2 separate regions of the Homo sapiens genome follow, and region 1 is linked to region 2. Evidence: read pairs that join two places in POLR2A ChIA-PET (ENCODE). Cell type or tissue: HCT116. All regions are shown on one strand. Links, peaks and the distances in the headings refer to the core of each region. The heading gives the core; the rest is flanking DNA.

What was found. ChIA-PET counts read pairs that join two places held together with the same protein. Peaks named below come from ENCODE experiments on the same cell type or tissue, not always from the same donor. Only the 100,000 strongest peaks of a DNase experiment are listed, where the experiment ranks them.
Region 1: POLR2A ChIA-PET joins it to region 2 with 7 read pairs; 2 of 35 experiments call an interaction of 5 or more read pairs at or near these places.

Annotation. Positions count from the first base shown.
Region 1 is chr1:28,016,214-28,031,410 of GRCh38, forward strand. It overlaps EYA3 (EYA transcriptional coactivator and phosphatase 3), which reads right to left. Exons shown (of 18, transcript NM_001990.4): 7 at 11,576-11,713; 8 at 941-1,026. Among named protein-coding and RNA genes, the nearest start is that of XKR8, 64 kb to the left of the region's middle. In HCT116, for the core only: no CTCF peak of the experiment used is centred there; no DNase peak of the experiment used is centred there.
Region 2 is chr1:28,332,920-28,348,116 of GRCh38, forward strand. It overlaps MED18 (mediator complex subunit 18), which reads left to right. Exons shown (of 3, transcript NM_017638.3): 3 at 1,498-3,046. The coding sequence ends at 2,051. Among named protein-coding and RNA genes, the nearest start is that of MED18, 11 kb to the left of the region's middle. In HCT116, for the core only: no CTCF peak of the experiment used is centred there; a DNase peak (open chromatin) is centred at 8,849.

The DNA.
Region 1 (15,197 bases), core at 7,108-11,107, 320 kb before region 2:
AATAAATATTTGTGGACTAAAAGAATAAACAAGGCTGGGCGCGGTGGCTCACACCTGTAATCCCAGCACTTTGGGAGGCCAAGGCGGGTGCGGTTCACTCTAAGTCAGGAGTTTGAGACCAGCCTGGCCAACATGTGAAACCTCATCTCTACTAAAAACACAAAAATTAGCTGGGCATGGTGGCACATGACTATAGTTCCAGCTACTCAGGAGGCTGAGGCAGGATAATCACTTGAACCTGAGAGGCAGAGGTTGCAGTGAGCCAAGATCGCACCACTGTACTCCAGCCTGGGCGACAGAGTGAGTGAGACTCCATCTTAAAAAAAAAAAAAAAAAAAGCAAAACCAGTATAATAACCAGAATAGTAATGTTAACTGTAGCCAGGAAAAGATCCAAGGAGACAGTGGTGATGATAATTGCTGTAGAGAAAACAAATCAAAACAAAAATAAAAAACTCTAGAACACTGAAGGTGTTACCAGTGATCTCCTAAGCATAGTTAACATAACAGTGATCAAGAATAGACCACAAAAAATTCATAAAGAATGAGTTGTTCATTCCATAAATATTTATCAAGTGCCTTTGATGTAAGTGGCAGGCATTTTTCTATACTCTGGGAATATGTAAATGAACAAAACAGAAAAATAAATCCCTACCTTCATGCAGCTTACATTCTAGTAGGGGCAGAGTAGGAAGTGAAGACAAATACAGTAAAGAAACAGACATAACCATATTCTAGAGAGACCCAGCAGAGGAACAACAAAAACTAGACAGTAACCTAAGATGCCATCCAGGGTCCGAGTTCTGAAGGTATCCAGAAAAAAGTCTCCACAGCCCATACTATTCCTGGTTGTTTCTTAGATAGGCAAATTGACCATGGAAAGAAGAAAGAGCAAGCTGGATGAACTCTATCAAACAGGATGAACAAAGGTAGCATCATACCTGGTTTGAGATGCTGGCTACTGCTGCTGCTGGAATATTGGCAATTGTAGAAGAAGTAGATATCAGGCTGGCATTTGTGCTTGAAGCTAGAGGATTGATGGGGTTAAAAGATATTAAAGATATTATGTAAAAGGTTAGAAGAAACTGAAAATAGATGTGTTTTAAGTGAACAGATTTATAAGGAGATAAACAACATTGGCAAAGGAAACAAACACTCGTTTTGCTTTTTTGTGTGGGATAGCTACATTTACACTTGGTTAAAAACAAAACATTTGAAACATCTTTCTGTTTCAACTTGAGTCTTCAATTCTTCTTATTAAAGGCCTAAAAGGATATATATTCAATTCACAGCTCATACTAATAATATCAATGAAATCACAGCTAAATCCAATTCCTCCAGCCCATCTTCTCCAGAGGCTGAAAAATGACTCACCTGCAATGTGACCTACTGTAAAGCAGTAGAACTCTGGTAAATCTTACACTGTGATATTGTTTGCTGTCACTTGCCCCAAGTTACGCCTTTCCTAATACAACATAATTACATGAGAAATAGAGCTGGTCCTCCAAATTCCAAAGCATTTAGAATTGCTTCTTGAGTTCTACTCAAATAATAGATTACTAATGTGGATCAATAAACACAATGACATAGCATTTAGAGACTTTAACAATGAGCCTGGAAAAACTCAGAAAATATTAAATATTACTCTGGTCAGATAAAAATGTACCTTATATGATACTTGGGCTGTCTTAAGTAATTTGAGGCCAGGTGTGGTGGCTCATGCCTGTATCCCAGCACTTTCGGAGGCCGAGGCAGGCAGATCATTTGAGGCCAGGAGTTTGAGACCAGCCTTGCCAACGTGGTGAAACCCCATCTCTACTAAAAATATAAAAATGAACTGGGTATGGTGGGCACGGGCCTGTAATCCCAGTTACTCAGGAGGCTGAGACATGAGAATCGCTTGAACTCAGGAAGTGGAGGTTGCAATGAGCCAAAATCGCATGACTGCACTACAGCCTGGGTGACAGAGCAAGACTCTGTCTCAAAAAAAAAGAAAAGAAAAAAGAAAAAAAAGAAAGAAAATGCTGATTTCCATTCACATAAAACAATAAAAATAAAGACAAGTAATTTGGGTTAAGTTTTATACTTCTTCTGTCATAGGTTCATTCTACTAGGGTTTTAATCAAAATCTCAATGACTAGCACTAACCAGTGACTTTTCTCAGGTGAACAATGTAACTGATATTATCAGTACTGTTCTCAAACTCCTTGTCCTCATTTATCATAAACACACTTAGACATGGTTCCTACTGCAGGTACACACACCATATGGGTTCACCATCAGGTAGACCTGACTAACTGACTACCTGCCCCATTAACAAAGTCCCCCAGAGAGAAAATTAGTAAGAAAACTTCCATTGAGAACAGGGCAGGAGAACAAATGCAATAGAAACTTAAGTGCTCTGGTCAAAATTAGATAATTTTCATCCCTTTCCCTAAGGGTACTCGGCTTAGAAGACAATCCAGAAGACAGTAAGTTCAGTTACAGCTATTGCTGCAACCCCAGCTTTAAGATGAAGAACCTAGGACAAAGAAGAATTAAAGTAACTTGTCCACAGCAGCAAAAATAATGGAAGATAACCAAAATGACAACTTGGATCTCCCAATTCTTCATCCAGTGCTTCTTCCTCAGGGTCAGCAGCTAAGCTAGGGTTCAAATTCCCTAACTATGGCCAGGTGCGTGGTGGCTCACGCCTGTAACCCCAGCACTTTGGGAGCCTGAAGTGGGTGGATCACCTGAGGTCAAGAGTTTGAGACCAGCCTAGCCAACATGATGAAACCCCATCTCCACTAAAAATACAAAAATTAACCAGGTGTGATGGTGTGCACCTGTAATCCCAGCTATGCAGGAGGCTGAGGCAGGAGAATCACTTAAACTCGGGAGGCAGAGGTTGCAGTGAGCTGAGATCGCGCCACTGCACTCCAGCCTGGGCGACAGAGTGACTCAGTCTCAAAAAATAAATTAAAAAAAATTAAAACAACAAAAACAAAAACAAATTTCCTAACTATCCAGAGTAACTTTATTTTCTATAGCACGTTTTGCTTCAGGGGAACTAAAGGACTCTTAAGGGCTTACTTTCCTAAACATAACAACTAAATGAAATAGGTTTTATAGCTTTACAGAAGGTATTTTCTTTCAACCAATATTCACCTTCTTTCCTACTGTGGCTTAAGCCATCCTTTTTCCTAAGAGGAAGCATCAAAACATGACAATATACAGGGTAACTGACTCTGTAAATGGTTTTAACCATTCTTGTAGGAAAAGAATTTTGAATGGTTTCCAGATTTTGTTATCAGTACATTATCCTAGGCAGGCCTGCAATAAAACTGAACACAGGTGATTTAAGGTGGGAAATAAAATAAAGAATTGATTTAATCATTTATCTTCCCCAGCAAGTCCATTTTTAGTTCAGTTTTCTTCTGGCCCTGGTCCTGGCATACAATCCTCTTTTTCACCTATTGATCTTTAATTCTGTCCTACCTTCTCCATATCCTTTTTTTCTTTTTTTTGAGATGAGTATCACTCTTGTTGCCCAGGCTAGAGTGCAATGGTAGTCTCGGCTCACTGCAACCTCCGCCTCCCGGGTTCAAGAATCCTCCTGCCTCAGTTTCCCAGGTAGCTGAGATTACAGACATGCACCACCAAGCCCGGCTAATGCTGCATTTTTTTTAGTAGAGATGGGTTTCACCATGTTGGTCAGGGTGGTCTTGAACACCTGACCTCAGGTGATCCACCCACCTCAGCCTCCCAAAGTGCTGGGATTACAGGCATGAGCCACCACGCCCGGCTACTTCTCCATAACTTAATAATGGTGGGAGGTACAACTCAGTCATATCTGATCTCTATGGGGGAAAATGTACTCTGATTGACAAGGTGGTTTTACAAATCTAACAATTTTCAAACCACTTAATGAATTGTACTGGAGGTAAAATGGTAGACCTTAAAAACAACTAGCCATAAACTCTTATTATATCCCGGCTAGAAAGTTTAATGGCTTGATTAGCTAGTTGATAACTCTGAGTTTTTAACAAGTACTGTATTAAAATCACAAATTTCTCTGAGCAATAGTTGGCTTTTATTATAGGGGAACTTGGTCTGCTGACCCAGAAAGTTCATAGGGCTTAATAACACTTTTTTCTCCAACTAAGCCAAATTATTTCTAACATGTGCCACTCATTCATTCAGCAAACCCATTAAGTATATCAGGGTCAACTATGTGCCTAGAAACCATTTCAGCCACTGAAGGATAAAATAGTAAGACAAAGTCCTGGCCCTCAAGGAGTTTAAATTCTAGTGAGGGAAGTTAGTCAATAATTAAGTAATTTTTTTAGGCTCTTATAACCACCATAGAACCCAAGGCAAACTCGCCTAAAAATGTATACAACCACTGCCTGCCCTACCCCACATACAGCTATGACTAAAAAGCCAGGCACTTTTAAAAAAATACAGATCATCGTGTGTGTGTGTGTGTGTGTGTGTGTGTGTGTGTGTGTGTGTGTGTGTGAATAAAAATAATATTCAATTGCAGGTTTAAAAACAAAAGCAGCAACAATGAACTATGCAACAAAAACTACAAATTTAGAGAATCAAATAAAACTCAAGTGCTGGCTCCTATTATTATGTATCTAAAGGCTGCTAGCTCTCCAAATGCTAATGGCATGGTCAACTGTTTTTGGACAGCCTTCACTCCTGTTTTGACAATGGAGCTGCAAAAACTTGAAAGACACCACTTTTGAGAACCAGGCCCCACTAGATGTCCGCTTAAAACAGACAATATACAGATAAAGCTTTGAACAGAAGACCACGGTTACAGAATGGTAAGTGGCACAGCTGCACCAAGTGATAGTGCTACAAAGTTAAAAGTTTAATTCAAGCATTAATGGCACATAAAAGTTTGTGCAAGATTTAGTTTTTACCCACCTCTCTAATTTTAGATCATGTCACTTCACCTCCTTTGCTCACACTGTCTTTCTTTAAGTTACTCAAAACCGGACAAGCTCTTTATCATTTGAGGACTTTTGCAATATTGTTCTCTCTGCCTAGACTGTTCTCTCCAACCCCCTTGCCTTCCCAGCATGATGGCTCCTCAGCATGACTCACTTCCTCAAAGAGGGTCTTTTTGACCTATTAAAACCAAGACCTTTTCTGTTTTCTTAATCACAGTGATCAATTTTTTTTTCAGAGCACTGTTCAAAATCTGTTATGTATTTACTCACTTGTTTTCTCCCCCGCACCCCACTAGTCTGTAAGCTCCAAAAAGGCAGAATCCTGCTGTCTTATAATCTCCAGCATCTAGCAAAGCACCTGACATACAGCAGGTGATGGTCAATAAATATTTGTGGGATTCATATACATCTATCTTGTGTGCACTAAGTGTGAAGGGCAAAATCATTCTTCTTTTTTTTTTTTTAGATGCACTCTCACTCTGTCACCCCGGCTGGAGTGCAGTGGTATGATCTTGGCTCACTGCAACCTCTGCCTCCCTGGTTCAGGCGATTCTCGTGCCTCAGCCTCCCCGAGTAGCTGGGATTACAGGTGCCTGACACTACTCCCAACTAATTTTTGTATTTTTAGTAGAAACGGGGTTTCACCATGTTGGTCAGGCTGGTCTCAAACTCCTGACCTCAAGTGATCTGCCCACCTCAGCCTCTCAAAGTGCTGGGATTACAGGCATGAGCCACCGCGCCCAGCCTAAAATCATTATTTTCTGCTAAAGGCTGACAGGTGGGTTCCTAAAACTTACTCTCATTATGTGACTAATATAACTGACAATTCCTGATCCAGTAGAAGCTGTACATATTTTGGTTAAAACTGATTGCCTAAGTGGGTCATTCGTTCACTTAATCCTTTATCAAATATTTATTGAGTGCCTACTATGTGCAAGCACTGCTCCACACAAGGAGCTTAGTAAATCAAAATAATAAAAATCTCCTAATAAAAGATTATTATTTTTTGAGACAGAGTCTCGCTCTGTCGCCCAGGCTGGAGTGCAGTGGCGCGATCTCGACTCACTGCAAGCTCCGCCTCCTGGGTTCACACCATTCTCCTGCCTCAGCCTCCCAAGTAGCTGGGACTACAAGCACCCACCACCACACCCAGATAATTTTTTGTATTTTTAGTAGAGACAGGATTTCACCATGTTAGCCAGGATGGTCTCGATCTCCTGACCTCGTGATCTGCCTGCATCCACCTCCCAAAGTGCTGGGATTACAGGTATGAGCCACCGCGCCCGGCCTAAAAGATTCTCATTGCTGGAGTGGAGATTTTCAGATCAATAAGGGACAGGGTTTAGAATGATCTATGTAATAATGGATCAGAGCTCAAGAAATCAGTAAGAATTCATGTTTAACTCAACACAGATACAGATTACGACATACAGAAATATTTATAGATATGTGTATTTACATAGGTTAGTATACCTACATATATTTGTTTGCTCTGTCAGCTGAGAAAGCCTAAAATAAATGTCACCTGACACCTCAGTAGCAATTAGCACCCCTCAAGCTCAGATCTTTTTTTTGAGACAGGGTCTCACTCTGTTACCCAGGCTGGAGTTCAGTGGTGCGATCACAGCTCACTGAGGCCTCGACCTCCTAAGGCTCAGGCGATCCTCCCACCTCAGCCTCCCCAAGTAGCTGGGACTACAGGCACGCACCACTGCACTTGGCTAATTTTTATATTTTTTGTAGAGATGGGGTTTTGCCTTGTTGCCCAGGCTGGAAGCCCAAATCTTGGTTTTGAATACCATTTTTTCCAATAAAAGGAACCAGGATTCCTTAAAAAAAATGGTTGATAATAGGACTTGAATAAGTAATATACAAGATGAGCCTGGAGCATCTTGTAGTGCCAGGAAGTAAGAAAGTGCTGGGTGGGGGGGGGGGGGAAAACCAAAAACTAAAAAAATGGGAGTATGTCAAAAGGCATAGGAGCCAACTGAAAGAGCTCCCAGTGGCCAAACTGGAACAAAATAAATAAAGTAGTATTGGATTATAACCCAAAGTATAAATTAAATATCTAGGAGTCCACAAAAAAATGACTGAATAAATCAACAAACTGGGGAGAAGAGACAAATCTGGGCAGAAGAATTCCAAATACATTATGTAGATATTCTACCCTAAAGAAGGGGCAGCATGATTCCTTAACTGTGGGCTGTACATAGTGAATTCTATCTAAAGAATACAGTACAGAAAGGGAGGAAAGAGTAACTTTATGGAGAAAACTGACAAACACTACTTCAATTAGGTAATCAAGGTCAACATCAACAGTCATAAATAATGATGATAGTATGGCACCTTGCCTTTGTGACCTTCCTCCTTAAAATCCATAACCCCAGCGTAATAATGAGAAAAACATCAGATAAATTCTCTAAGAGTGGGGCATCTTAAAATATACCTGGACCAGTACTCCTCAAAACTGTCAAGGTCATTAAAAGCAAGGAAAAGCCTGAGAAACTACAAAGTCTAGAAGAGCCTAAGGAGACATAACTAAATGTAATTTGGTATCCTGGATGGAATCCCGGAACAGAACAAGGACATCATATAAAAACACAGGAAATCTGAATAAACAACGGACTTAGTTAATAATAACATACTAATACTGGTTCACTAATTGTAACAAGTGTAATATACTAACGTAAGATGTTAATAATGGGAAACTGTGCAGGAGGAGGGATATATGGGAACTCTCTGTACTGTCTGCTCAACTTTTCTGTAAATCTAAAATTATTAATAAAAAATAAAGTCTAGGCCAGGCGCGGTGGCTCACACCTGTCATCTCAACAGTTTGGGAAGCCGAGGCAGGCGGATCACTTGAGGTGAGGAGTTTGAGACCAGCCTGGCCAACATGGTGAAACCCCATCTCTACTAAACATACAAAAATTAGTCAGGCATGGTGGCATGTGCCTGTAATCCCAGCTACTCAGGAGGCTGAGGCAGAAGATGCGCTTAAACTCGGGAGGTGGAGGTTGTATTAAGCTGAGATCACGCCACTGCACTCCAGCCTGGGTGACAGAGCAAGACTCCGTCTCAAAAAACAACAAACAAGCAAACAAACAAAAACATCTATTAATAAAAATTTTTTTAAAAATCTCCTGGTCAGAGATAGATTATTGTGTGTTACCAATGATACTAGAGTACAAAGACACTCATTAAAAGATTGAATTAGGCTGGGCGCAGTGGCTCATGCCTGTAATCCCAGCACTTTGGGAGGCCGAAGCAGGTGGATCACTTGAGGTCAGGAATTCGAGACCAGACTGGCCAACATGATGAAACCCTGTCTCTACTAAAAATACAAAAATTAGCTGGGCGTGGTGGTGGGTGCCTCTAATCCCAGCTACACGGGAGGCTGAGGCACAAGAATCCCTTGAACCCAGGAGGCAAAGGTTGTAGTGAGCCGAGAGCATGCCACTGCACTCCAGCCTGGGCGACAGAGCAAGACTCAGTCTCAAAATATATATATAATTAAAATTAATTTTGAAATTTCTGAAATTAATTTTGCCACTTGAATATTATTTAACCAATTAAAACATCTCAGCTGAAGAAAATGACCAAAGATAGGGCCACATAGTCACAAGATACTCTAGGAAAAGGATGATACTACAGAAGTCAGATCTACTCATTCAAAACATTTTTATGAGCAAACAAAGGCAGTCTCTTCTCATTATGGTACCACTGAAGTACAAACTAAAGAAAAGGTTCTGCTTAGAGTTAATCAAGCCAGAAGCAGATTAGGTTTTTGAGATAATTTCCCTAACTCCCCCAGGGAGGATGGGCTGCTGTCAACTGCAGAATGCTTGGGGTGTTTTGAACACTTAAAAAAATTGGGTAGTTATGCAGGGGGAAAGAAACAGCCCTGGATAGCTAACATTCACTATCCATGCTAAAAGGAAAGGGAAAAGTAGGAGCGAGGAGAGTAATATTGATAGTGGTGAACTTAAGTAATTTAATACCAATAATACCCACGTTTCATTTTAGCCCATTGTTTTCCTAACAATTTTTTCATCAGAATAAATGGCAAAAATTGATAACTTAATGGTTAACTTCTGCCTTAATTTCTACCCTGTGCTAATGAACAATAAAATGGGCCAATAGATTAACCACAAAAAGGGAGGAGAAGTGAATTTAGATATTTGTTAGCAAAGGTTCTCAATTATGGGAGAGTTGATATTGATACTATGACCTCAATACTGAAAAGCATAAATATTGTACTCATGCTCTGGAGTCAGAATGCCCAGCTAATGTCCTGCCTTAATTATTTGCTAATACTGTGACTATGGATAAGCTACTTAGCTTTTCTGTGCCTCAGGCTCTCCCTCTCTAAAATGAGGTTTGGGTTGTTGTGAGGATTACGTGTGCAACATCTATCCACTGCTTAGAAAAATGTCAAGAGCACAGTAAGCACTTCATAAATACCTGCAATTGTCATTAATAGCAAAATGAAGGAAACCGGGTTAGCCAATCCAAAGGAAAAAATGTTCTAACAGATAACAAATAAGAATGGTGGTTAGTGAAGTTTAAGGGATATTTTCATGACTCTTCCATTTTTTTAAATTTCTATTTATTTTTTTGAGACAGAGTCTCACTCTTGTTGCTCAGGCTGGAGTACAATGGCACAGTCTCGGCTCACTGCAACCTCCGCCTCACAGGTTCAAGCGATTCTCATACCTCGGCCTCCCGAGTAGCTGGGATACAGGCATGCGCCACCACACCCGGCTACTTTTGTATTTTTAGTAGAGACGGGGTTTCTCCATGTTGGTCAGGCTGGTCTCCAACTCCCAACCTCAGGTGATCCGCCTGCCTCGGCCTCCCAAAGTGCTAGGATTACAGGCGTGAGCCACCACGCCCAGCCTCATGACTCTTAAAGCAATGGGTCCTAACAGACCCCAAAGAGGTGATTCCTCTTGTTTTACAAGGGAGAAATAAGCACAGCTATCACATTCCTCAAATTCTAGACATAACTACAGAGGAATGGTGGTTTTACATTTTGGTAGAGCATTAAGAGAACCCTTGGTCTTCTTTCACAACCTAGGTGTAAGTTATCAGATATACCTGTTTAGAAGAGACTTGGCAACTAGACTTACCTGTGGTTGAACCCAAAAGGCCTATCAACATAGAGAAATACTAGGCCAGGTGTGGTGGCTCACATCTATAATTTCAACACTTTGGGAAGCTGGGGTGGGAGGATTGCTGGAGCCCAGGAGTTCAAGACCAGCCTGGGCAATATAGTGAGATCCCACCTCTAAAAAAATATAGAATACATTAGCTGGGTGTGGTGGTGTGCACCTGCAGTCCCAGCTACTGGAGAGGCTGAGGTGAGAGGATCACTTTAGCCCGGAAGGTGAAGGCTGCAGTGAGCCATGATCGCGCCACTGCATTCCAGCTGGGCAACAGAGTGAGACTCTGTCACAAAACAAAACAAAAAACCATAGAGAAATACTCTATAAAAATGAAAGGGAGTGGTGGAGAAGACAGGCAAAGCCATTCTTTCAAGTTTCTCCCTCCTGGTTTGTTCCCATCTTAGAAAGAAAGAAGGGGGAGAGGACAAGGGGAGAAAAAAAAAAAAGAAGAGGAAACAAGTGAAGAAAAGAGGAGACTTGGTAAACAACAGGAGGTAAAGGTAGCTCAGAGTAAGGTCTCAGAACATAGAGACCAGTTCTGTTTCCACTAGACCAAGGAGAAGTAGTTTTCAAACATTTCTGAAAACAGTTAAAACTGAAAATCAAAATCTAATTAACCTATATTAAAACTTTTTTTCATCACCAAAGTTTATACATTAAGAGTACTTCAGATAGGTTTTTGAGGTCCCATACTAATCCCTCTACTATCTATTTTATAAGAAATAAAATTTAAAAGCTGGGAAATATCAGGAGAAAAGAGGCAGATGAGAAGCCAGGTACAAGGATACTAGTCCCAGTCTGAAGCAATGACAAATTGCCTGCCCTGGATTTGGAAGAATAGGCAATTAACTCCATAGTGCCTTTTGAGTTTTTTGTTTTCTTTCCTAATAGTCCTGTCATAATTCTAACTCTGTTAGAGGAAGAACTTGGAAGGTAAAGATGTTTAGAGCTTAAGCTTTAATACTATGCTTTTTATCCTGAAAGAGAAATAAGAATGAACTTCTTGAGCAAGAGAAATGCTCTCATCAAGTAGTAAATGGGGTATAAGTGTGACAAAAGACACAGCAGAAAAGCAGCACACACCTCACATACTGCTATGACAATTCATACAGGTCAGCAAAATTCCAACCCATGGAGTCTTCTGCTCATTTATAGGACAAAATGCCACTGAAAATAGACTAGAACAAAATCAAGGCGTTTTCTGGACACCAACATGCAAAAGGGAAGGCTTCAATTCTATTAAGCAGCTCACATTCAAAGGCTAAACTACTTATAAACCACACTCCTAAGCTGTGGTTTGCCTAACACAAAAAGCATGCACAAATCCAAGTATCACCCCCTTTCTACTTTAGAAGACAGAGCTCCTGTATTATCCAATTTGTTTGTTTGGAGATACAGGTAGATTAAAAACAAGAAACAATAATAATAATTTTAAAACACACACACAACCATGCCTATTTACCTTGAATGGGATAAGAATAATGTGCTGGGCTTGGCTGGCTTGTGGTTAACCCTGTAGTGCAGGTAAGAACACTGTGTTGACTTGGAGATGGAGTCTGAATTAAACCACTTTCAGGTTTCATACCTGGCCACAATGCACCTGAATCAGATAAATTGGACCAATTACAAACAATACACTGGGACTGAGGAGCATGGTTATGCTTTCAAATATCAGCCAGTAGGTTTAAAATCTAAATCTTAAAACAAAAATAAATTTGCTTGTAAGAGAAAATTATTGAATCTCCCACTTGTAATATATCACAAGCAAATAACACTTTCAAAGAATTAGGGGATGAGGCTAAAGAAACAAAAAGCTTGCCACAAATCCCAATATGTATATAAATTCATTTCAATGACTGGGGGAAATTGACCAGGATTCAGAAAAAAAGAGTTATTGACACCCAACTGGAGTATCTGTTATAAAGAGTGCCTGATGTTCATGTACAGTGATAAATAATTTATCCAAACTGTCAAGGTAGGAGACATTCCATATAAGTTTAAAATTCACTTACCCATTAAACAAGGACCAAATTTTTCTAAAATATATTAAATACTTCTCTGCCTTCTTAAGCTGGTTATTTTGTTACTTTTGTTTCTTCCGATTAGGAAAGACATACCTGCTTATTTTTATAAATTAAAAACATTACAGAAATACATAATTTAGAAAAAAAATACAGTCATATATAATCCCATCATCCAGACTTAACCACTATTAACAGTTTGCAGAAGAGTCACCCAGATGATTTCTTCTTCTTCTTTTTTTTTTTTTTAAATAAGATAGGGTTTTGCTTTGTTGCCCAGGCTGGTCTTGAACTCCAGGCCTCAAGCGATACTTTTGCCCCAGCCTCCTTTAGTGCTGGGATTATAGGCATGAGCCACTACACTCAGTCCAGATTTCTTCTATGTATTCACTAATCTTCTTTTTAACAAAAATGGGATTGTGATTTTTTGTTGTTGTTGTTGTTGTTAAGAGACAGGGTCTTCCTCTGTCACCTAGGCTCAAATAATCCTCATGCCTCAGCTACAGGAGTAGCTGAGACTATGGGTGTGTGCCACCATACTTGACTAATTTTTTGTAGAGGTGGGGTCTTGCTATGTCGCCCAGGCCAGTCTTGAACTCCTGGCCTCAAGCAATCCTCCACCTTGGCTTTTTAAAGTGTTGGGATTACAGGCATGAGCCACTGCCAGCCAAGGACTGTGTTATACATAGTGTACATAATTTGCTTTTCCACATAATACCTCTAAGATTCATCTTTCCAAGTCAGAACATATAAATCTATCTCATACTGACAAACATCATAGCTGTTCATTTTTATTTTCTTTTTATCATAATGCTCCTGAGTAACAATCTTTCTAAAATATATTTATATCCCTTCCTGCCTTCTGAGCAAGGAGGAAATAGCACACATACCTTTAGATTTTCTCAGTTACTGTTTCAAAAATAAAAACTGTGCTGTGCTACATATATTACAGAGATACCGCAGAGGCTACTGTGATGTGTAAAGACAATTGTTTAGTACTAAATATAACTTAATTATAGTTCTGATTTTTAGGTTCTAATTTCACTGTTTTTCCTCTGTGGTCTGTCACTTCTTGACTTCCTTAGCAGTATCTGCCTTTTAATTTGCAATAAACTAGGCAACCATAAACAAAGCTTTGCATCTGCATGAGAGTCCAAGGATATTCTTTATGAGTGAAACACTCTTAAGTGCATGGTTTTGGTGATAATTTTGGCTACACAAAAGCCTACTTTTAAAAAGAAAATCCTTTTTTTTTTTTTTTTGAGATGGAGTTTCGCTCTTGTTGCCCAGGCTAGAGTGCAGTGGCACGATGATCTCAGCTCATTGCAATCTCCTCCTCCCGGGTTCAAGCGACTCTCCTGCCTCAGCCTCCCTAGTAGCTGGGATTACAGGTATGTACCACCATGCCTGGCTAATTTTGTATTTTTAGTAAAGATGGGGTTTCACTATGTTGGTCAGGCTGGTCTCGAACTCCTGACCTCAGGAGTTCCACCCACCTCAGCCTCCCAAAGTGTTGGGATTACAGGCACAAGCCACCATGCCAGGCCCCAAAAATCTTAATGCCTGGTTGTTCACTGTGTTCTGAATAGCTATGGTTACTGGGTTAGTGTAGTTGAAGCTGATAATTAGGTCTAAGAAGGTTCATCAACCAAACACATTCCATGTATGATATCAATACTAAGGTTAGCCATGACTTCAAACTCAACATTAACTCATCTCATTTATTTGCTCCTACTCTGATAAACTAGGAGTGATTGAATTTATAGCCAATGAACACATATATGCAATTAAAAATACAATACTTTGAGAATGAGAACCTCTGCTTCACCAGGGCACTGAGATACTTCAGTGCAACTCAGATTTGTCCAATTTGTTGATAAGTACATTTAGGAATAGTAAAGAGAAATATGAAAGTCTTAAAAAGACCAACAGTGGGATATGATAATCACTTCTTAATTTTTTTGAGACAAGGTCTTGCTCTGTTGCCCAGGCTGGAGGGCAGTGGTGCAATCATAGCTCACTGCAGCCTCAACCTCCTGGGATCAAGGGATCCTCCTGCCTCAAACCCCCGAATAGCTGGGACCACAGGCACACTACGCCTGGCTACTTTTTGTATTTTTGCAGAGACAAGGTTTTGTCATATTGCCTAGGCTGGTTTCAAACTCCTAGCCTTAAATGATCCTCCTGCCTTGACCTCCCAAAGTGCTGGGATTATAGGTATGGGTCACCGTGCCTGGCTTTGCCCCAAACTCTTAATGCATAAAAAGAAAATGTAATATTCTTTTCTCATCTATTAATCACATGAAATAACTTATTTTAAGAGACTGAGGAATACTGACATCGCTAGCATGAATTAGAAGCGTTTGCCCCATCATAATTCATGATCATTTAAATGTCTTGTCCAGATTAGCCATAATTAAGATTCTTGCCATGTCTGATTTTCAACAATAAAAATATTTGAGAATGTCATTTTTAAAACATTTATGATGTAAAATGTGAGTATCAGTGCTATGATTCCTGCTGATTGTATATCACACTTTTTGGTAAACAAATTGCTATTTCAATGTCACAATAACTTTCAGATTTATTGTCATCACTGTGATTTCTTTTTCCAAATAGGTTTTGACCCTAAGGTGGTAGATTTATAAACATGTTTATTTTTACACTATATGAAAATAATACCTTATTAATAACAATAGTATCAACTGAGAATGTTTTGATAGTCTCCCTCTTATAAGATCAAAAATTAGAACACAAATGTCCAAAATAAGTAGGAGATAGCTAGCTAGTTTTGAATATCTTTGGCCAGAAACATAAAGTAGATGTCTAATATATAATTATTTTATGAGGAATAAAAAACAATACAGACAGTACCTCCAGCATCACTGTAGACCTGGCTCTTCAGACATGCAAATCATCTTCCTCTAAAAGCAACCCTCCCAGAATTCCAGATAATAGGCAGCATGATCCAATGGTTTGACTCCACAGCACTATTGCTCATAGTAAACAAGGAAACCAAACCCTAATTACAGGACTCCCAGTCCACTGCTCTATGCCAACAAC
Region 2 (15,197 bases), core at 6,993-10,992:
AGATGAGTGAGAAGTGATTGCATTCTGCATTTATTTCAAAAATACGGATTCAATGGAGGGTATGAGAGAAAGAAAGAGGGTGTGAGTCAAAGATGATTTTCTGGTTTTTGGCCTGGGTAACCAACTAAAAACAGAGAGTTGCCATTTACTGTGATGTTGAAGACTGTAGGGTGAATAAGATTTTGGAGGAAAAAATCAACAGTTTGATATTGAACATGTTAAGATAAAGATGTCTGTTAGGCATCCAAGTGAGGAAACTGAGTAGGAAGTTGGATGTTTTCATCTGTAGTTCAGAGATAAAAACGTGGGAGTCCTCAGGGCCTAAATGATATTTAAAGCCATGGGACCAAATAAAGTCACCTAGGCAGGAAAAGAGTATTGATACAGAAGAGGACCAGGATTGAGTCCTAGTCCTCCAGTGTTTGGGGAAGATGAGAGAGACCAAGCAAAGAAGACTTAAACGGAATGGTCAGCAAGTTAAGTGAAGACAAGAAAGTTGTGTCTCAGAGGCCAAGGGAAGAATAGATTTCATAGTGGGTATAATCTACTGTAACAATTATGTCAGATGTTGCCAAGAGGATGAAGATTCTATGAAGCAATTCACTCTCTTCTACTTACATACAGAAGAGGAAAACTTTTCCTGATAAAAAGGAAACTTTAGCCAGGTGCAGTGGCTCCATGCCTGTAATCTCAGCACTTTGGGAGGCTGAGGCAGGCGGATCACGAGGTCAAGAGATCGAGACCATCCTGGCCAACATGGTGAAACCCTGTCTCTACTAAAAATACAACAATTAGCTGGGCGTGGTGGCACACGCCTGTAGTCCCAGTTACTCAGGAGGCTGAGGCAGGAGAATCGCTTGAACCCAGGAGGTGGAGGTTGCAGTGAGCTGAGATCGCACCACTGCACTCCAGCCTGAAGACAGAGCTAGACTCCGTCTCAAAAAAAGCGGGGGAGACTTTATATTTCTTCTATAAATGGAAGACTTTGATTTGTTGGAAATAGAAGGCAATTGTTAAAATATATAACAACAAAATAGTGTTATTGGCTGGGCATGGTGGCTTGTGCCTGTAATCCCAACACTTTGGGAGACCAAGGCCAGGAGTTCAAGACCACCCTGGGCAACATAGTAAGACCCCAACTCTACAAAAATAAATAAATACATAACTAAAACAGTATTATTACATTCTAGATAGACACTGTCGCTGATTAAAGGCTCTAAGCCCCAGGCCTGCTGGAGATGAGCATTAGAAGAGGCCTAAAGACTTTGTAGTGCTAAATAAGAAAATTCCAAAAAAATTGAAAAGGAAAATAACTTTCTCACAACGTTATACAATACCTTGGTAGTGTAATTTCTGTAAAATCTCATGTTTGGCTGTATGTTTTATGAAATGCTTCACTAAACTGTTTTGGTTTTTCATTTAAGTTTTTTCAATTGTATACTAACTCCATGACCTAAAATGAAAGACAGGACTCAGTGGTGCTTTTTCCGTTTTCAGGAAGTGTTTTAGATCACAGTTTGGAAAGCCTCATCCACCGCCTTCGTGGTTTGTGTGACAACATGGAACCTGAGACTTTCCTTGACCATGAGATGGTATTCCTCCTTAAGGGCCAGCAAGCCAGCCCATTTGTTCTCAGGGCCCGACGCTCTATGGACAGGGCAGGGGCACCCTGGCATCTGCGCTACCTGGGACAGCCAGAAATGGGAGACAAGAACCGCCATGCCCTGGTGCGAAACTGCGTGGACATTGCCACATCTGAGAACCTCACCGACTTCTTGATGGAAATGGGCTTCCGCATGGACCATGAGTTTGTTGCTAAGGGACATTTGTTCCGTAAGGGCATCATGAAGATTATGGTGTACAAGATTTTCCGCATCCTGGTGCCAGGGAACACAGACAGCACTGAGGCCTTGTCACTCTCCTATCTCGTGGAATTAAGTGTGGTAGCACCCGCTGGGCAGGACATGGTCTCTGATGACATGAAGAACTTCGCAGAACAGCTAAAACCTCTGGTTCACCTAGAGAAAATAGACCCCAAGAGGCTCATGTGACTAAGAGGATCTGTCCACATTTGGGGCCTATCCTTACTTGTTTGAAAAAATATGTTTGCTTTTTTTGGTTTTTGTTTTGTTTTGTTTTTGAGACAGAGTCTCGCTTTGTTTCCCAGGCTGGAGTGCAGTGGCACGATCTCGGCTCACTGCAACCTCTGCCTCCTGGGTTCAAGCAATTCTCCCACCTCAGCCTCCTGAGTAGCTGGGATTACAGGCACATGCCACCATGCTCAGCTAATTTTTGTATTTTTAGTAGAAATGGGGATTCACCATGTTGGTCAGGCTATTCTCGAACTCCTGACCTCGTGATCCACCCACCTTGGCCTCCCAAAGTGCTGGGATTACAGGCATGAGCCACCACGCCTGGCCAAAAAAATATGTTTTAAATGTCCCATTTCACCATTGCCAGGCAGGCATTCTTCCTTCAGGGAGAGGATGGTGAGAATTAATTGGTTCTTTGCACTGTTCTCCTCATGTGGCGATTTCACTTTCATGACAGCCTTTCTATATTAAAGGCTCAGGATGTCACGGAGAATCTATCTAATCCCACTGTATTAAGAGGGGAAACCGGGCCAAGCGCAGTGGCTCACACCTCTAATCCCAGCACTTTGGGAGGCTGAGGTAGGTGGATCACCCAAGGTCAGGAGTTTGAGACCAGCCTGGCCAAATGGTGAAACCCCATCTCTACGAAAAATACAAAATTTAGCCGGGCATGGTAGCAGGCGCTTGTAATCCCAGCTACTTGGGAGGCTGAGGCTGGAGAATCGCTTGAACCCAGGAGGTGAAGGTTGCAGTGACCAGAGATGACGCCATTGCACTCCAGCCTGGGTGAGAAGAGCGAAACTCCGTCTCAAAAAAAAATAAAAATGAAGAGGGGAAACCAGAATAAATTATCTTTTGGAAAGGACAATTTCTTGTTTGGCCATTTGTGTATAAGGTTGGTAACATTAGAGGCTGTGAGCTTGTGTTACATGGTAATAAAGCCAATGAAGAGACATGTCTGTGTAATTCTGATTCTTTATTCCCTTACCCTGTAAATTTGGGGTAGATTCATTACCAGTTGAAGCAAAAAAAATGACAGTTCCTAGTTTTAATTGTGGCAGAGATGAGGATGAGAGTTTTCACCTTTCATAAAAGTAGCATATTTATTGTTGAAAACTTTTAAAATATAGTACAGATAGAAAATAACACCTATTATCCAAAGAGAAGTACTAGTTCTATTTTGGTATATATCCATCTAGTCTTTATTTTTTTATAAATTTATGTATATGAAATGTGTTTATTTTATAAAAAGATTCCATATATACTGGTTTATAACCCTTTTTTCCCATTCATCTATCATTAACATCTTTCCAGGACATTTGTCTACACTCCCCTTTTGTTAAAAAAAATTTTTTTTTTTTTTTGAGACAGAGTTTCGCTCTTGTTGCCCAGGCTGGAGTGCAGTACTGCGATGATCTCAGCTCACTGCAACCTCCACCTCCCAGGTCCAAGTGATTCTCCTGCCTCAGCTTCCCAAGTAGCTGGGATTACAGGCATGGGCCACCATGCCCGGCTAATTTTTTTTTTTTTTGAGATGGAGTACAGTGGCGCACTCACGGCTCACTGCAAGCTCCGCCACCCGGGTTCACGCCATTCTTCTGCCTCAGCCTCCCGAGTAGCTGGGACCACAGGCGCCCGCCACCACGCCCGGCTAATTTTTTGTATTTTTAGTAGAGACGGGGTTTCACAGTGTTAGCCAGGATGGTCTCAATCTCCTGACCTCGTGATCCGCCCCGCTCGGCCTCCCAAAGTGCTGGGATTACAGGCGTCAGCCACCGCGCCCGGCCTTAATTTTTTGTATTATATTTTTTATTTTCGAGAAAGGGTCTCACTGTTGTCCACGCTGGAGTGCAGTGGCATTGTGTTTTTAAGAAACGGTGTTTCGGGCAGGGCGCGTTGCTCACGCCTGTAATCCCAGCATTTTGGGAGGCCGAGGTGGGCAGATCATGAGGTCAGGAGATCAAGACCATCCTGGCTAACACGGTGAAACCCCGTCTCCACTAAAAATACAAAAATTAGCCGGGCGTGGTGGCGGCCGCCTATAGTCCCAGCTACTCGGGAGGCTGAGGCAGGAGAATTGCTTGAACCCGGGAGGCGGAGCTTACAGCGAGCTGAGATCGCGTCACTGCAGTACAGCCTGGGCGACAGAGCAAGACTCCGTCTCAAAAAAAAAAAAAAAGAAGAAGGAAACGGTGTTTCACCATGTTGGTCAGGCTAGTCTCGAACTCCCTACCTCAGCCTCACCAAAGTACTGGGATTACAGGCATGAGCCACCGCACCCGGCCAAAATTTTTTTCTTTTTAAAGCTAGTTTATTGAGTTCCTGTTATGTGTCAGTGCTATCCTAAGTGCTTCAGGTATGTTAAACCCGTTTTGTAAACAGGAGAACTGGTACATATAGATTAATTAACTTTCCCTGAGCTATACAGCTACTGATTGGCAGAGCTGGTATTTAAATATTGACAATTATAATTGCTATTTCTATTTCATCATATGGATTTGCTATAAGTTATCTAATTGAATCCTCTATGATTTTCAGTTTGATCCCATTTTTTTTGCTTTTATAAGCTGTGTAACAATAGAGCTTTTATTTATTTATTTTTTTGAGACAGAGTCTTGCTCTGTCGCCCAGGCTGGAGTGCAATGGCATGATCTCAGCTCACTGCAACCTCCGCCTCCTGGGTTCAGGTGATTTCCAGCTAATTTTTGTATTTTTAGTAGAGAGGGGGTTTCACCATGTTGGCCAGGCTGGTCTCGAACTTCTGAACTCAAGTGATCTGCCTGCCTCAGCCTCCCAAAATGCTGGGATTACAGACATGAGCCACTGTGCCTGGCCTGATATGTACTTGTTACTCTATGTAAATCTAACTCATAACTTCCAACTTGCATATGCTTTCATACTAATAAAAGTATTAGTGTTTAAATAGTGTTTGCTCCATGACAGGTACTTTATTTTTATTATTTATTAATTCATTTATTTTTTGAGACAGAGTCTTGCTCTGTCACCCAGGGTGGAGTGCAGTGGTGCCATCTCGGCTCACTGCAACCTCCTTCTCCCGGGTTCAAGCGATGCCCCTACCTCAGCCTCCTGGATAGCTAGGATTACAGGCATGTGCTACCACGCCCAGCTAATTTTGATTTTTTTTTTTTTTTTTTGAGAGGGAGTTTTGCTCTTGTTGCCAGGCTGGAGTGCAATGATGCAATCGCAGCTCACTGCAACCTCTGCCTCCCGGGTTCAAGCGATTCTCCTGCCTCAGCCTCCCGAGTAGCTGGGATTACAGGCGGCCACCACCATGCCCAGCTAATTTTTGTATTTTTAGTAGAGATGAGGTTTCACCATGTTAGCCAGGATGGTCTTGATCTCCTGACCTTGGGTGATCCACCTGCCTTGGCCTCCCACAGTGCTGGAATTACAGACTTGAGCCATCGCACCCAGCCATGACAGGTACTTTAAATGTTTCAACTCATGTACTTCTCATAACAACTGTATGAGGGTTGTGAGTTGTTATTATTTCCATTTTATAGATGAGGTTATACAGAGAGGTTTCTCAATTTTTTTTTTTTTTTCAGATAGTCTTCTCACTCTGTTGCCTAGACTGGAGCGCAGTGGCACAATCACAGCTCACTGCAGCCTCGACATCCCAGGCTCAGGTGGTCTTCCAACCTCAGCTTCCCAGGTAGCTGGGACTACAGGCATGCACCACCACACCTGGCTAATTATTGCATTTTTTTGTAGAGATAGGGTTTCACCACGTTGCCCAGGCTGGTCTAAAATTTCTGGGCTCAAACAGTCCGCCTGCCTTGGCCTCCCAAAATGGTGGGATTACAGGCATGAGCCACTACAACCAACTTCAAATTTCTTTTTTCTGTTGTCCAAAGTCAGAACTAGTAAGTGGTGGAGCCTGAATTTCAAATCAGGCAGATCATCTCCACAATCTAGACACGTAATCACTGTGTATCCACCATGTTTTATTCATTTAGTCCCTTTATATCATAGAAACCTAGATTGCTGCTGGGTGCGTAGTTCATGCCTATAATCCCAGCACTTTGGGAAGCTCAGGTGAAAGGATTGCCTGAGGCCAGGAATTTGAGACCAGCCTGGACAACATAGTGAGACCCCATCTCTAAAAAAAAAATTTTTTTAAGCTTGGCATGGTGGCACAGGCCTGTAGTCCTAGCCACTTGGGAGGCTGAGGCAGGAAGATCATTTGAGCCCAGGAGGTTGAGGCTGCAGAGCTATTATGGTGTCATTGCACTCCAGCCTCAGGGACAGCGAGACCCTGTATCTATTAAAAACAACAACAACAATAGAAAACAAACCTGGCTGGGCACAGTGGCTCATGTCTGTAATCCCAGCACTTTGGGAGGCCGAGGCAGGCAGATTACCTGTCAGGAGTTTGAGACCAGCCTGGCCAACATGGTGAAACCCCATCTCCACTAAAAATATAAAAATTAGCTGGGCATGGTGGCACACGCCTGTAATCCCAGCTCTTTAGGAGACTGAGGCAGGAGAATTGCTTGAGCCCAGGAGACAGGTTGCAGTGAGCTGAGATTGTGCCACTGCAATCCAGCCTGGCCGATAAAGCGAGACTCTGTCTCAAAAAAAACAAAAACAAAAACAAAAACACCTGAGATTGCCTGCAACTCTTCACTACCATAAAAAATGCTAAAATAAGCAAATTCGTAGATTGTTATAAAAATTCCCCTGGATGACTGGGCGCGGTGGCTCATGCCTGTAATCCCAGCACTTCAGGCGGCCGAGGTGGGTGGATCAACTGAGGTCAGAAGTTCAAGACCAGCCTGGCCACCATGGTGAAACCCTATATCTACTAAAGATGCAAAAAATTGCCGGGCATGTGGCATGCCCCTGTAATCCAAGCTACTCGAGAGGCTGAGGTGGGAGAATTGCTTGAATCTGGGAGGTGGAGGCGGAGGCTGCAGTGAGCTGAGATTGCGCCACTGCACTCCAACCTGGGCAACAGAAAGAGACCTCATCTCAAAAAAAAAAAAAAGACTGGGCTCAGTGGCTCACTCCTGTAATCCCAGCACTTTGGGAGGCCGAGGTGGGCAGATTACCTGAGGTCGGGAGTTCGAGATCAGCCTGACTAACATGGAGAAACCCCGTTTCTGCTAAAAATGCAGTTAGCCAGATGTGGTGGCGCATGCCTGTAATCCCAGCTACTCAGGAGGCTGAAGCAGGAGAATCGCTTGAACCCTGGAGGCAGAGGCTGCGGTGAGCCGAGATCACTCCATTGCACTCCAGCCTGGGTAACAAGAGCAAAACTCTGTCTCAAAAAAAAAAAAGAAAAAAAAATCCCCTGGGCTGTATAGCTATGAGCATGCTCACATTTGCCAACTATTGCAGGTTACTTTTCAGAATGTCTGTAACATTTACTTTCCTATTGCTAGTGAACAAGAACTCATAGCCACATCCTCACCAGTTGGTGTGATGTGGCATGACCCGTCTTTCTAGTTTTTTCCAGTTTGATGGATGTAAAATGGCAGCTCTTGGTTGTTTTGATTTGCTTGTCTCTGGTTATAATTACATTTGAATCTTTTCATTTCTTTCTTTGTATGTAACAGTATATAGACTTTTTTAGTATGTGAAACTAAGGTATCTATATTCTTTGCCCATTTTTTATATTTTATTTTCAATGGTATTGATCTGCAGAACCTTTGTATATTCTAGATATTAATCCTTTGCTTAAAACATTGCAAATATCTTCTCTCAGTCTGTCACCTTTCTGTTAACTTTATCTGTGATGTCATTAATTAAGCAGAGATCCTAAATTTTGACTATATTATGGTTTGGAATCTTGTTCCTTAGTTTTTCTTTTTGAGACAGAGTCTTACTCTTTTGCCCAGGCTGGAGTGAAGTGGTAGGATCTCAGCTCACTGCAACCTCTGCCTCCCGGGTTCAAGCAATTCTCATGCCTCAGCCTCCTGAGTAGCTGGGACTATACGTGCATGCCACCACGCCCAGTTAAATTTTTTTACTTTTAGTAGAGACAGGGTTTTACTATGTTGATCAGGCTGGTCTCGAACTCCTGAGCTCAGGCAATCCTCCCGCCTCAGTCTCCCAAAGTGCTAGGATTAGAGGCATGAGCCACAGCGCCCGGCATAGAATTTTGTGTAGGAAGTCTTCATTTACCCTTAGGGAACAGATTTTCCTTCTTAGCTTTATAGTTTTAACTTTCACATTTAGGTCTTTAATCCATCTGGAGTCTATCTTCTAGGTGGTTTCAAGTAAAAATCCAGCTTTCTTCTCCTTGCAGTGAATTAGTTTTTCTACCACCATCTGAAAAACAATTTTCAGTGCTTTCTGATGCTACCGTTGTTACATATTAGGTTTCCTCGTATATACTTTATTTTTAAGCTCTCCATTCTATTTCATTTTTTATTTCTTTGTTTCAGTGCCCGCAACACAATGTTTTTATTGTTATGGCTTTATAGTAGAGCCATTTCTACCAATAGGGCAGGTACCCTTACCTTTTTGTCCTCTAAAATAGACTTATAGTGTAGTAATATTTCAAAAAATAATAATAAAGAAAAGAAAATAGATCTAGCATCCAGGCATGATGGCTCATGCTTATAATCCTAGTACTTTGGGAGGCCGGGGCAAGAGGATCACTTGAGGCCAGGAATTCAAGACCAGCCTGGGCAACATAGCAAGAACTTATCTCTCCAAAAAAATTTTTTTTGAATTAGCCAGGTGTGATGGCATGCACCTGTGGTTCCAGCTATGTGGGAGGCTGAGGTAGGAGGATCTCTGGAGCTTGGGCGGTTGAGGTTGCAGTGAGCTGTGATGAGATCACTACATTCCAGCCTGGGTGACACATTGAGACCCTGTCTCAACAACAACACAAATATAGACTGGGTTTTCATAGGCCTTTATTCTTTCATATTCATTTTAGAGTAAGTTGTAGATTCTCAACATTACTACTGGAATTTTATTGGAATTTCATTGAATATGTATTGATTAATTTGGAAGAGAACCAACATCTTTTCATGGAACATTTCCTGCCCAGAATTCAGTGTGGCTGGCTTTCTTCACCTTTTAGGTCTCTGCTAAAATGTCAGAGAAGCTTCCCTGACCATCCAGAATTAAGTAGCAAACTCATTCTCTGTCATTCTCTACTCTCTATCCCTTTATCTTTTTTTTTTCTTTTTTATTGAGACAGAGTCTCACTCTCTTGCCCAGGCTGGAGTGCAGTGGCACCATCTGGACTCACTACAACCTCCGCCTCCCGGGTTCAAGCGATTCTCCTGCCTCAGCCCCCCAAGTAGCTGGGATTACAGGCGTGTACTACCATGCCCAGCTAATTTTTATATTTTTAGTAGAGTTGGGGTTTCACTGTGTTGGCCAGGCTGGCCTCGAACTCCTGACCTCAAGCAATCCACTTGTCCCAGCCTCCCAAAGTTCTGGGATTACAGGCATGAGCCACCGCACCCAGCCTCTTTATTTTTTTTCTTTTTTTTTTTTTTTTTTCGAGATGGAGTCTCACTCTGTCACCCACGCTGGAGTGCAGTGGCGCGATCTCGGCTCACTGCAACCTCTGCCTACCGGGTTCACGCCATTCTCCTGCCTCAGCCTCCCGAGTAGCTGGGAGCCTGCCACCATGCCCGGCTAATTTTTTGTATTTTTAGTAGAGGTGGGGTTTCACCTTGTTAGCCAGGATGGTCTCGATCTCCTGACCTTGTGATCCACCCGCCTTGGCCTCCCAAAGTGCTGAGATTACAGGCGTGAGCCACCGTGCCCGGCCTTTTTTTTCATATTACTATCTGACTTTATTATTTTTTATTTTTAATTTTTGTCTTTTGAGATGGAATTTCACTCTTGTTGCCCAGGTTGGAGTGCAATGGCATTATCTTGGCTCACTGCAACCTCCACCTCCCAGGTTCAAGGGATTCTCCTGCCTCAGCCTCCCGAGTAGCTGGGATTACAGGCATGCACCACCATGCCTGGCTAATTTTGTATTTTTAGTAGAGACGGGCTTTCTCCATGTTGGTCAGGCTGGTCTCGAACTCCCAACCTCAAGTGATCTGCTCACCTTGGCCTCTCAAAGTGCTGGGATTACAGGCATGAGCCACCATGCCCGGCCCAATTTTAGTATTATTAGCAAGACTGTATGCTTCCTAAGGAGAGGAGCTGTGTTTTGTAGTATAGCATAATGATTAAGAGCACAAACTTTGGAATCTTAGGTTTAAATCTAAACTCCACTGCATGTATGTTGTTCAAGCTGGGTAAACCTCCGTAAGCCTTAGTTTTCTTGTCTGCAAAATGCATATGATCATAGACTGTTCCTAGAGATTGTTGTAGAGATTAAATGAGATAATCTACTCATTTAGCACAGTGCCTGGGACATAATAATTGATCAATAAATAAATATTTATGCCAGGCACTGTGTTAAATGTTTTATTTAGCAGTGTTCTAAATACTTTTTATTTCTATGAACCCCATAACCCCTACCTAGCTTAGTACTACTCATATAATTGACCTTTCAAATATTTGTTGAGTGAATGAGTGAGTGAACTTGTGAATGCTGACTTGGAGACCAAAAGAATCTTGCCTGTGTAAGCTGGTTTGTCCCAGGTTAACATTCCTCTTCAATGAGGTGGTATGTACGCCATGAGGCTCAGCATCTGTAGTAAGCAGGAGGAAATTGTGGAAAGGGGGTAGCTTTTTGACCATGGCTTTCTCCTTTTTTTTTTTTTTTTTTTTGAGACAGAGTCTCTCTCTGTTGCCCAGGCTGGAGTGCAGTGGCGCAATCTCAGCTGATTGCAACCTCCACCTCCCAGATTCAAGCGATTCTCCTGCCTCAGCCTCCCAAGTAGCTGGGATTACAGGCATGCGCCACCACACCCAGCTAATTTTTTTGTATTTTTAGTAGAGACAGGGTTTCACCATGTTGGCCAGGCTGGTCTCAAACCACTGATCTCAGGTGATCCACCCCCCTCGGCCTCCCAAAGTGCTGGAATTACAGGCGTGAGCCACCATGCCTGGCTTATTTTTTTATTTTATTTTATTTTATTTTATTTTTGAGACAGAGTCTCACTCTGTCACCCAGGCTGGAGAGTAGTGGCACAATCTCGGCTCACTGCAACCTCTGCCTCCCAAGCAATTCTCGTGCCTCAAGCGATTCTCATACCTCAGCTTCCCAAGTAGCTGGGAATGTACCACCATGCTCAGCTAAATATTTTGTATTTTTAGATAAAATTTTTAGACAGGGTTTCGCCTCGTTGGCCAGGCTGGTCTTGAACTCCTGGGCTCAAGCGATCTGCCTGCTTTGGCCTCCCAAAGTGCTAGGATTACAGGTGTGAGCCACTGTGCCTGGCCAGCTGTGGCTTTTTCACTCTGAAGAAGCCATTCACGCTTTAGTACTCTAATTTATTTCTCAGAACTGAAAAAACAAATTTTAAAAAGTTGCTCTAGGTAGCCGGGTGCGGTGGCTCACACCTGTAATCCCAGCACTTTGGGAGGCCAAGGCAGGTGGATCACAAGGTCAGGAGATTGAGACCGTCCTGGCTAACACGGTGAAACCCTGCCTCTAATAAAAATACAAAAAATTAGCCGGGCATGGTTGCAGGTGCCTGTAGTCCCAGCTACTCGGGAAACTGAGGCAGGAGAATGGCGTGAACCCAGGAGGCGGAGCTTGCAGTGAGCCGAGATGGCGCCACTGCACTCCAGCCTGGGCAACAGAGCGAGACTCCGTCACAGAAAAAAAAAAAGTTGCTCTAGGCAAAAATGTTAAAATTTACAACATTTAAGGTCACGGAGAACATGGAGAAAGGAGTACATTTTTGGAGGAAATAAAAATCAATGCCAACTCTTCTTAAGCTCATTTAGCCTAAGAAAATAATTAAGAATTTTCACAAAGGTTTAGTATAAGGATGCTTATCTTAGTGATGTGTGTGATTTAGCAAAAAATGGAAATAATTTTCCATTTTTTATTTATTTATTTTTTTGAGACAGGGTCTCGCTCTGTTGCCCAGGCTAGAATACAGTGGTGCCAACATGGCTCACTGCAGCCTTGACCTCCAGGGCTCAAACAATCCTCCCTCCTCAGACTCCCAAAGTGCTGGGGTTATAGGCGTGCACCACCATGCTTAGCGGAAATAATCTTGATGTCTAATAAAAGGGAATGGAATAATTAAATGAAACTGCACATCCATATAATAAGATACAGCTATACAAAAAGAATTTGTAGAAATGAATTTAATGGAAAAATATCCCAGATAGTTAACTTATTAACTGTGTGGCCTAAGGTAAATTACTTAACTCCTCTGCCTTAGTGTCCTTATCATTAAATGGGATACTAATAGTGCCTTCTTTATAGTGTTATCATGGGGTTTAAATGAGTTATTATATGTAATAACATTTGGGATAGTACCTGGCCTAGAGTAAACATTATATACATATAAATTGTAATTATTGTAAGAAAAGCTTTAAAATAGTATGTTAATATGCTACTTTTTTATAGTACATGTACATAGATATAATGGTATGAAAGTAAATATTTCAAAACGTTAATAAGTGGCTCACACCTGTAATCCCAGCACTTTGGAAGGCCAAGGCAGATGGATCATTTGAGGTCAGGAGTTTGAGACCAGCCTGAGCAACGTAGCAAGACCCTGTCTCTACAAAAAAATACAAAAATTAGGGGGGCATGGTGGTACACACCTGTAATCCCAGCTACTCGGGAGGCTGAGGTGGGAGAATCACCTGGGCTCAGTAGGTTGAGGTTGCAGTGAGCCAAGATGTCGCCACTGCACTCTAGCATGGGTAACAGAGTGAGACTCCATTTCAAACAATAACAACAACAACACACACAAAGAAAACATAAAACAGAGAAAGAGTGTTGCTTTAGTAGGGGAGTAAGGATGTCTGGGATTTTCCACCTTGCCTGTGCCATGCTTGTTAGCCCCTGTGGCCAGTATATGAGTGTGAAGGAGGAGTCAGCCTTCTCCATCTCCTTTGAAAAGTGATCTCCTCTTTTTTCAAATGAGAAAGGATCCCCAGGATGCTTTTAGGCAATGACAGTTTCTTTTTTTTTTTTTTTGAGACGGAGTCTTGCACTGTCACCCAGGCTGGAGTGCAGTGGTGCGATCTCGGCTCACTGCAACCTCTGCCTCCCAGGTTCAAGCGATTCTCCTGCCTCAGCCTCCCAAGTAGCTGGGATTACATGCGCCAGCCACCATGGCCAGCTAATTTTTTGTATTTTTAGTAGAGATGGGGTTTCCCTATGTTGGCCAGGCTGGTCTCGAACTCCTGACCTCAGGAGTTCCCAGCCAACAGTTTCTTGACAGATCAAATATGGGGCCCAAGGATAAAGAACCAACATTTAACTCTAGAGGCAGAGACAGGATGTGAGTCATCACACTGGCCTTTCGTCAAGTTGACTATAATTGTTTCTGTGTTTGTCCTCCGTGGTATGAATATGAACTGACAAGACTAATTTAGAAAAACAAACAAATATATCAGAAGATAAACATTTAAATAAGTAGTTTCCTTCAAAGTATTTATTTTGATAAATGAACACTTTAGCATTGTTCAAGTAATCATTGGATTTTTGGGGTGGGTTGGGGAGATGTCAAACAAATTGATTTCAAAATAGGTTTACGGTACTATTTTAGGTATGGTATTTCTTGAAGAAAAAAAGTATACCCATTACTCTTGCTAGGTTGGCCAGGCTGATCTTGAACCCTGGCCTCAAGTGATCCTCCCACCTCAGCCTTCCAAAATGCTAGGATTATAGGCATAAGCCACCATGCCTGGCCCTAAAATGGGGTTTTTTTTTGTTTTTTTAGATGCAGTTTCGCTTTTGTTGCCCAGGCTGAAGGGCAGTGGCGTGATCTCGGCTCCCTGCAATCTCCACGTCCCGGGTTCAAGTAATTCTCTTGCCTCAGCCTCCTGAGTAGCTTGGATTACAGGTGCCTGCCACCACGCCCAGCTAATTTTTCTGTATTTTTAGTAGAGACCAGGTTTCACCACGTTGGCGAGGCTGGTCTTCAACTCCTACCTCAGGTGATCCGCCCGCTTCGGCCTCCCAAAAAGTGCTGGGATTACAGGCCTGAGCCACCACGCCCAGCCACTTATATTTCTTAGTAATAAAAATCTTGAAACAGAGAAGCATTTGGCCGGGCGCGGTGGCTCACACCTGTAATCCCAGCACTTTGGGAGGCCAAGGTGGGTGGATCACAAGGTCAGGAGTTCAAGACCAGCCTGGCCAAGATGGTGAAACCCCGTCTCTACTAAAAATACAAAAAATTAGCTGGGCATGGTGGCACGTGCCTGTAATCCCAGCTACTCAGGAGGCTGAGGCAGAGAATTGCTTAAACCTGGGGAGCAGAAGTTGCAGTGAGCCGAGATCATGCCACTGCACTCCAGCCTGGGCGACAGAGTGAGACTCCGTCTCAAAAAAAACAAAAACAAAAAAAAAGAGAGAGAAGCAGTTAAATAAATTTTGGCAAACCCATTTGATGGAATATTATGCAGCCATTAAAATTATTATTATTTTAACTGAGTATCTCAGCCTTAAAATGTATTTTGTTTTTTTCTCCTCCTTTCCTTCTTAATCTTTTTTTTTTTTTTTTTTTGAGACCGCATTTCGATCTTGTTGCCCAGGCTAGAGTGCAATAGCGTGATCTCTGCTCACTGCAACCTGTGCCTCCCAGGTTCAAGTGATTCTCCTGCCTTAGCCTCCCGAGTAACTGGGATTACAGGCAGCCACTACCATGCCTGGTTAATTTTTGTATTTTTAGTAGTGACGGGGTTTCACCATGTTGGCCATGCTCGTCTCAAACTCCTGACCTCAGGTGATCCACCCACCTCGGCCTCCCAAAGTGCTGGGATTATAGGTATGAGCCACTGCACCTGGCCTTCCTTCTTAATTTTAAGATGTAGCCTTGAAACCTATTTTAGAATTATCTTCCCTCCCTTTCCCACCTGACACTTTGTTGTACCATGCACACCTATCTGAGTATATGTTCATTTAGAAATTCCAGGGGCTGACCGGGTGCAGTGGCTCATGCCTGTAATCCCAGCACTTTGGGAGGCCAAGGTGGGTGGATCACAAGGTCAGGAGTTCAAGACCAGCCTGACCAA